Linked DNA regions of Homo sapiens: region 2 is linked to region 1. A link is a contact called in ENCODE Hi-C or POLR2A ChIA-PET data. All regions are on one chromosome and are shown on one strand. The core of a region is the stretch at or near the end of the contact, and the rest is flanking DNA. Distances in the headings are between cores, read along the strand shown.

Region 1 (4,269 bases), core at 742-3,241:
TGTATCACCTGCTATAACACTAAAAACCATGACCACAAAATGGAGAAACTAGGCCTTGGCTTAGATGATGAGAGCAACAACCAGCAGGCTGCAGCCACCCAGAGCCCAGGCGATTCTCGCCGCCTGAGTATCCAGCGCTGCATCCAGTCTCTGGTCCATGCTTGCCAGTGTCGGAATGCCAATTGCTCACTGCCATCCTGCCAGAAGATGAAGCGGGTTGTGCAGCATACCAAGGGTTGCAAACGGAAAACCAATGGCGGGTGCCCCATCTGCAAGCAGCTCATTGCCCTCTGCTGCTACCATGCCAAGCACTGCCAGGAGAACAAATGCCCGGTGCCGTTCTGCCTAAACATCAAGCAGAAGCTCCGGCAGCAACAGCTGCAGCACCGACTACAGCAGGCCCAAATGCTTCGCAGGAGGATGGCCAGCATGCAGCGGACTGGTGTGGTTGGGCAGCAACAGGGCCTCCCTTCCCCCACTCCTGCCACTCCAACGACACCAACTGGCCAACAGCCAACCACCCCGCAGACGCCCCAGCCCACTTCTCAGCCTCAGCCTACCCCTCCCAATAGCATGCCACCCTACTTGCCCAGGACTCAAGCTGCTGGCCCTGTGTCCCAGGGTAAGGCAGCAGGCCAGGTGACCCCTCCAACCCCTCCTCAGACTGCTCAGCCACCCCTTCCAGGGCCCCCACCTGCAGCAGTGGAAATGGCAATGCAGATTCAGAGAGCAGCGGAGACGCAGCGCCAGATGGCCCACGTGCAAATTTTTCAAAGGCCAATCCAACACCAGATGCCCCCGATGACTCCCATGGCCCCCATGGGTATGAACCCACCTCCCATGACCAGAGGTCCCAGTGGGCATTTGGAGCCAGGGATGGGACCGACAGGGATGCAGCAACAGCCACCCTGGAGCCAAGGAGGATTGCCTCAGCCCCAGCAACTACAGTCTGGGATGCCAAGGCCAGCCATGATGTCAGTGGCCCAGCATGGTCAACCTTTGAACATGGCTCCACAACCAGGATTGGGCCAGGTAGGTATCAGCCCACTCAAACCAGGCACTGTGTCTCAACAAGCCTTACAAAACCTTTTGCGGACTCTCAGGTCTCCCAGCTCTCCCCTGCAGCAGCAACAGGTGCTTAGTATCCTTCACGCCAACCCCCAGCTGTTGGCTGCATTCATCAAGCAGCGGGCTGCCAAGTATGCCAACTCTAATCCACAACCCATCCCTGGGCAGCCTGGCATGCCCCAGGGGCAGCCAGGGCTACAGCCACCTACCATGCCAGGTCAGCAGGGGGTCCACTCCAATCCAGCCATGCAGAACATGAATCCAATGCAGGCGGGCGTTCAGAGGGCTGGCCTGCCCCAGCAGCAACCACAGCAGCAACTCCAGCCACCCATGGGAGGGATGAGCCCCCAGGCTCAGCAGATGAACATGAACCACAACACCATGCCTTCACAATTCCGAGACATCTTGAGACGACAGCAAATGATGCAACAGCAGCAGCAACAGGGAGCAGGGCCAGGAATAGGCCCTGGAATGGCCAACCATAACCAGTTCCAGCAACCCCAAGGAGTTGGCTACCCACCACAGCAGCAGCAGCGGATGCAGCATCACATGCAACAGATGCAACAAGGAAATATGGGACAGATAGGCCAGCTTCCCCAGGCCTTGGGAGCAGAGGCAGGTGCCAGTCTACAGGCCTATCAGCAGCGACTCCTTCAGCAACAGATGGGGTCCCCTGTTCAGCCCAACCCCATGAGCCCCCAGCAGCATATGCTCCCAAATCAGGCCCAGTCCCCACACCTACAAGGCCAGCAGATCCCTAATTCTCTCTCCAATCAAGTGCGCTCTCCCCAGCCTGTCCCTTCTCCACGGCCACAGTCCCAGCCCCCCCACTCCAGTCCTTCCCCAAGGATGCAGCCTCAGCCTTCTCCACACCACGTTTCCCCACAGACAAGTTCCCCACATCCTGGACTGGTAGCTGCCCAGGCCAACCCCATGGAACAAGGGCATTTTGCCAGCCCGGACCAGAATTCAATGCTTTCTCAGCTTGCTAGCAATCCAGGCATGGCAAACCTCCATGGTGCAAGCGCCACGGACCTGGGACTCAGCACCGATAACTCAGACTTGAATTCAAACCTCTCACAGAGTACACTAGACATACACTAGAGACACCTTGTAGTATTTTGGGAGCAAAAAAATTATTTTCTCTTAACAAGACTTTTTGTACTGAAAACAATTTTTTTGAATCTTTCGTAGCCTAAAAGACAATTTTCCTTGGAACACATAAGAACTGTGCAGTAGCCGTTTGTGGTTTAAAGCAAACATGCAAGATGAACCTGAGGGATGATAGAATACAAAGAATATATTTTTGTTATGGCTGGTTACCACCAGCCTTTCTTCCCCTTTGTGTGTGTGGTTCAAGTGTGCACTGGGAGGAGGCTGAGGCCTGTGAAGCCAAACAATATGCTCCTGCCTTGCACCTCCAATAGGTTTTATTATTTTTTTTAAATTAATGAACATATGTAATATTAATAGTTATTATTTACTGGTGCAGATGGTTGACATTTTTCCCTATTTTCCTCACTTTATGGAAGAGTTAAAACATTTCTAAACCAGAGGACAAAAGGGGTTAATGTTACTTTAAAATTACATTCTATATATATATAAATATATATAAATATATATTAAAATACCAGTTTTTTTTCTCTGGGTGCAAAGATGTTCATTCTTTTAAAAAATGTTTAAAAAAAAAAAAAAACTGCCTTTCTTCCCCTCAAGTCAACTTTTGTGCTCCAGAAAATTTTCTATTCTGTAAGTCTGAGCGTAAAACTTCAAGTATTAAAATAATTTGTACATGTAGAGAGAAAAATGACTTTTTCAAAAATATACAGGGGCAGCTGCCAAATTGATGTATTATATATTGTGGTTTCTGTTTCTTGAAAGAATTTTTTTCGTTATTTTTACATCTAACAAAGTAAAAAAATTAAAAAGAGGGTAAGAAACGATTCCGGTGGGATGATTTTAACATGCAAAATGTCCCTGGGGGTTTCTTCTTTGCTTGCTTTCTTCCTCCTTACCCTACCCCCCACTCACACACACACACACACACACACACACACACACACACACACACTTTCTATAAAACTTGAAAATAGCAAAAACCCTCAACTGTTGTAAATCATGCAATTAAAGTTGATTACTTATAAATATGAACTTTGGATCACTGTATAGACTGTTAAATTTGATTTCTTATTACCTATTGTTAAATAAACTGTGTGAGACAGACACCCTGACTTTGTTTCACTTGATAACACATCTTTGTCTTGGAGTACACCCGTTTTAAGTGCCTAATGCTTAGGATTCAGAGGAAAAAGTGAAAGCATTAGCTTATAGCCTCTTTAATCTACTACGTATAATGTATTCACAAGTAGATCTTGGTGAATTTATCCAAAGTTCTGGGAAAAAGTACTGCAGGTACCAGCTAACAGTCAAGGTGGAAGTGATAACCTACTTAACACCTTGATACAGGACCCCTTAAGGATGACCTCATGGTCTTCCAATCACCTTCATCTTACAGGGATGAGAAGGAGGACCTAAGAAGACGGATCATATCTGCCTAAGTCCCAAGTAACTTCTTGGAAAAAACAAGACTTGCCAGGCATGGTGGCTCACGCCTATAATCCCAACATTTTGGGAGGCCAAGGCAGGCAGATCACGAGGTCAGGAGTTCAAGACCAGCCTGGCCAATATGGTGAAACCCCCATCTCTACTAAAAATCAGCAGGGCGTGGTGGTGGGCACCTGCCGTCCCAGCTACTTGGGAGGCTGAGGCAGGAGAATCAGATCCTGGTGGAGGTTGCAGTTAGCCAGGATCTCACCACTGCACTCCAAAGACTCCGTCTTTTAAAAACAGAGAAGATGAAGCTAGGGGAACACTCCTGTTTGCTAACTGAATACAAAGAAGTCAGTTGGAATCGGGTTGAAGGGAAGGAAAATGTGTGGAAATAAAACCTAGAAGGCTGAGAGAGATTACACATGAGTCCAGTAATATGCTAGATGCTCAAAGAATGGAGAGATTATTGATCCTCCATCTGAACATTGCAGTAGCTGTGAACAAGTTGTTAAAACAAATGTGTTAGTACACTAAAAAGTACTGAGCTGCTTTGGTATCAATTCCAGATCTTTCTTTTATCACAGAGATTTACACTAACCATATATGACTGCTAAAGGATTTCAGATACGTTGACCTGTTGCTACTATTTTA
Region 2 (4,269 bases), core at 1,124-3,623, 82 kb after region 1:
TTCCTTTTTTGAGACGGAGTCTCGTTCCGTCGCCCAGGCTGGAGTGTGATGGCATGATCTTGGCTCATCGCAACCTCTGCCTCCCAGGTTCAAGTGATTCTCCTGCCTCAGCCTCCTGAGTAGCTGAGATTACAGGCGTGCGCCACCACACCCGACTAATTTTGTATTTTTAGTAGAGATGGAGGTTTCACCATGTTGGCCAGGCTGGTCTTGAACTCCTGACCTCAGGCGATCCAGCTTCCTCGGCCTCTCAAAGTGCTGGGATTACAGACGTGAGATACCACACCCAGCCATTCAGCATTTTCTTGACAGGCTAACTCATATGAGTTCTAGGGCTCTTGTTTTGGTCACCTCCTCTCCCAGGAAGGCTTCCTGGATTCCCCCAGCCACGATCCAGTGTGCGTTCCTCTGTGCTCCCGGAGCACCTGGTCCCTCCTCTATCACGGTGGTCCTCATCCTGCCTACATTCAAAGCCTATATTCCGTCTGCATCCCATCGGCCCCTGAGCTTTGGAGGAGAGGGCCATGTCCCAGTCTCCACTGTGACCCAGGACTGAGGGTTGGCCTGGCTTAACTGTGCCAAGGAATCTTCTGCTGTCTTCAGGTGCTCAGTGCAGCACAGGGCAATGGGGGGAGCGGGTGGTCCACAAATAAATACAGGAAGGCCAACCTGGGCACACTCCAGGTCAGGCCTTCTTAGTATTTTCTGTGCCATGAACCCTTCAGGCAGTCTGGTGAAGCCCCTGGGTCCCCTCCTCAAAAAATGTTTTTTTAAAATTTTAAGATAAATTACACAGAATTACAAAGGAAATCAACTCAGTTGGAACAGTTATCAAAACATTTAGGAAAAAACTCCAAACGCATGCTGTAGTGATATACAAACTTCTTGTTAATGCACCAAATAACAAGATCTAGGGGTGGGTCCACTATTACTGTAATTTTGATGTAGTGAGAAATATTTCTATATATCAGCAGTAACTATAACTTCATATGAAATACCTGTGATTTCCACTGGGGATAAAGTCACAAGATTTTCTTTTTATTTTTTTAAAAATTTTAAGCTGGGCGCAGTGGCTTATGCCTATAATCCCAGCACTTTAGGAGGCCAAGGCGAGTGGATTACCTGAGGTCAGGAGTTTGAGACCAGCCTGGCTAACATGGTGAAACCCCATCTCTACTAAAATACAAAAATTAACTGGGTGGGCATGGTGGTGCACACCTGTAGTCCCAGCTAATCGGGAGGCTGAGGTGGGAGGATCACTTGAGCCTGGGAAGCTTCAACTGCAGTGGGCTGAGATTGCACCGTTGTACTCCAGCCTGGGCAACAGAGCGAGACCCTGCCTCAATAAAATTTTTTTTTTTTTTGGGTTCAGGGACTACATGTGCTTGTTTGTTATGTGGGTAGTCACAGGCCTTTCTAATGCTGTGAGGTTTATTGTCTACATTTATAATCAAAGGTCACACTACATATTTTAGCTACATTAGTAATAAATAATAATGTTATTTTTTCCTCATCCATGTTCACAGACCCCTGAATTCTATCCACATACTGGGGGGGATTAAGAACCCCCATTCTAAGCCCACCAGAGGACACCTATGAAGGCTCAACACAACCACAGCGCACCCCCTCCTCCCAGTGCACTGAGGACAGCAGGCTGACGGCAGGGAGGGATCCAAGGATGGCAGTGAGGCCCCCACCAGCTCCAGAGGAGGCAGCAGGAGCTCCCCTGCAGCCAGGGGTGCAGGGAGACACAAGGCAGATCTCTGCGATGTTCACTTGGCACTGAAGCAGGCAAAGGGTATCTACAGACAGCCTCGATGGGCAGCCAGGACATTCCGGCCCGTATGAGCAATGCTCCTAGGATACTGTTTGCTGAAGAAAACATTTAAATTAAGAGAAGAGGGGCCGGACGTGGTGGCTCACGCCTGTAATCCCAGCACTTTGGGAGGCCCAGGCGGGCAGATCACTTGAGGTCAGGAGTTCGAGACCACCTGGCCAACATGGTAAAACCCCGTCTCTAATAAAAATACAAAAATTAGCCGGGTGTGGTGGCGGGTGCCCGTAATTCCAGCTACTCGGGAGGCTGAGGCAGAACTGCTTGAACCTGGGAGGCGGAGACTGCAGTGAGCCAAGATCACGCACTGCACTCCAGCATGGGTGACAGAATGAGACTCTGCCTCAAAAAAAACAGGAAAGAGAGGAGGGAGACAGACCCCAAAGTTTTCAGTCCTGTTAGGGGCAAGTGTAGCCTTCTGCTGGCACTCACGATCGGGGACTCAGCAATGTCCTGCGGGGATGGGGAGAGGAGAGTGGAAGAGGAGTGGGGATAAGGTCACCTGAGAGCACGTCATTTGGCACCTGAGCCCTGCGGCTGCCCCTGCCTATCTCCCTGTCTTGGAGGTCTGGTATGTTCCTTCTCTGTGCCCCACACCAGTGGCTGGGCCAGGCTACTGTCAGCACTCGCACCATCTCACTTCACCACTTCTGAGCCTGGCAGATGACACTCCTTGGTCAGAGTGGCCTGCCTGGCCTGAAGCCCCATAGGGGCTGGCTCACCAGTGGGAGCCAGTCACACACCTTTCCGGAAAGTCACACACCTTTCCAGAAATGCACGACAGGAATTCTGGCTCATTTTCGGATGGGTTAACAGGCTTGGAGAGGGCACGTGACGCCCCAGGTCTCTTGGTTGAGTGCCAGCCCTGGGATTAGCATCCAGAACTGTCAGCCTACTATGCCGAGTGCACCTCAAGGCTGCAGGGGCAGGATGGACAGAAACCACTCACCCTAAAAGCTTCTGCCAAGGCAGTGGCGCCATCATTCTCCAGACGGTTTCTGCCAGCCACAAAGACCTTCAGGGCCAGAGGCTTGCCTTGGGCACTGGATTTCCGGTGACATTCGGTCAGAGCTGCAGCCAGGATCTGTGGGGAAAGGCAAGGGGCCCTGGTCATGGGCAGGAGCCCCTTCTCCCAGCGGGGTGGCCACTGCTGCTGAACTGCTCTTCAACATCCCACGCCACCCATCGGTGCAGGTCAGGGGACGCAGGACTGCTAACAGCTCAACAGTCACACCTTAAATATGTCCAGCACTTCAGTTACACAAGGTTTTTATCTCTAATGCTGTGTCACACCAGCCTGAGAGGTTTAGCTTCACTTTCGAGACGGGGAGACCAAGCCCTACTCAGGAAAGGGAGAGACCACATGGAGTGGATGAACTTTTAGCCAGGTCCAGGGGAAGGACTTCCTAGTCAGCTCACTTCACTGTCTAAGGCCCTCTGCTAGGTGGGAAAATCATGGCTCCCATTTTCCAGCTGAAGAAACTCAGGGTAAGAGGAACGGAAACTTTCTTATGGTCAATAAACAAGTGGTGGACTCTGGACCAAAGCCCAAATCTTCCAGCTTCTCTTCCACGTTCCACAATGTCCAAGGGAGCCAGCTGCCAAGTCCACGGTCCAGACGAACCTGTCTGACACCTGCCTGTGCCTAAAAGCTGGCCAGGCACAGCAGGAGCTTGCCTGCTGGTGGTAAAAACCTAACACCCAGCTTGCCCTGTCCCTGGTGTGGTGCCAGGAAGTAGCTTCTACCCTGGTTACACCATTAGGAAAAGCACTGAAAAACGGAGACTGACCGATGGGAATCAGAGCCCATGGTAAATGCGACATAAAAGAATCACGAGCGAGTGCACCGAGAGAAGTGATATTTGCAGAACACCTGATGTTTGCAGAGCACCTGCTAGGGCCTGGGCATCCTTGGCATATTTTCTTGTTTCAACCTCAACACCAGCCTGGGAGGCAGGCAGGATTGGCCGTACTTTACAGATGAGGAAGCTGAGGCTCTGAGAGATGAGTGAATTGGCCAAGGTCACCCGGTAAGTATTTAGCAAAGCCGCACATGGCGGGTGGGTTGGCCTAACTCCTGGCATGAGACTGCACACAGCCATCCTTGAGGAACAGAAGAGCCAGCACCTGCCTGACTCCACGGTGGTGATGGTGGATCACGCACACACGATCACGCACACACTCAGGGTAGAGACATCAAACTTCTGCCAAAGACCAGCCTCTGAGGAAGCTACTCAGCAGCAGCAGCCGACTGCTAGGTCACCCCCATTCTCCCAGATTCCCTGGAGGCCACGTGGTGATGGCCTTAGCTCCTGCAGGAGTCCAACTTGGGTATGGAGAGTTCTCAAGCACAGGGCCATGCCTCTTGCCCCACCAACTCCTCTGGGCCCTTCTATTCTCATGGTGCATGGCACAGAAACCACACTAAACACACT

The links. A loop is a pair of places that touch in the nucleus more often than their neighbours do. ChIA-PET counts read pairs that join two places held with the same protein, here RNA polymerase II (POLR2A).
Region 2: a map of heart left ventricle shows a loop between it and region 1 (2.3-fold over the local background). The contact joins two enhancer-like sites. A Hi-C loop is called at or near these places in 1 of 168 maps with a recorded cell type or tissue (heart left ventricle). POLR2A ChIA-PET finds 5 or more read pairs at or near these places in 6 of 52 experiments (HEK293, HEK293T, PC-3 and 3 more).

The regions. Positions count from the first base shown.
Region 1 is chr22:41,176,785-41,181,053 of GRCh38, forward strand. It overlaps EP300 (EP300 lysine acetyltransferase), which reads left to right. Exons shown (of 31, transcript NM_001429.4): 31 at 1-3,293. The coding sequence ends at 2,172. Among named protein-coding and RNA genes, the nearest start is that of EP300-AS1, 19 kb to the right of the region's middle. Within about 2 kb of position 1,992, at least 3 of the 41 ENCODE cell types and tissues checked have a DNase peak (open chromatin) inside an H3K27ac peak, as active enhancers do.
Region 2 is chr22:41,258,663-41,262,931 of GRCh38, forward strand. RANGAP1 (Ran GTPase activating protein 1) reads right to left here. Exons shown (of 16, transcript NM_002883.4): 6 at 2,784-2,918. Among named protein-coding and RNA genes, the nearest start is that of MIR6889, 7.7 kb to the left of the region's middle. Within about 2 kb of position 2,374, at least 5 of the 41 ENCODE cell types and tissues checked have a DNase peak (open chromatin) inside an H3K27ac peak, as active enhancers do.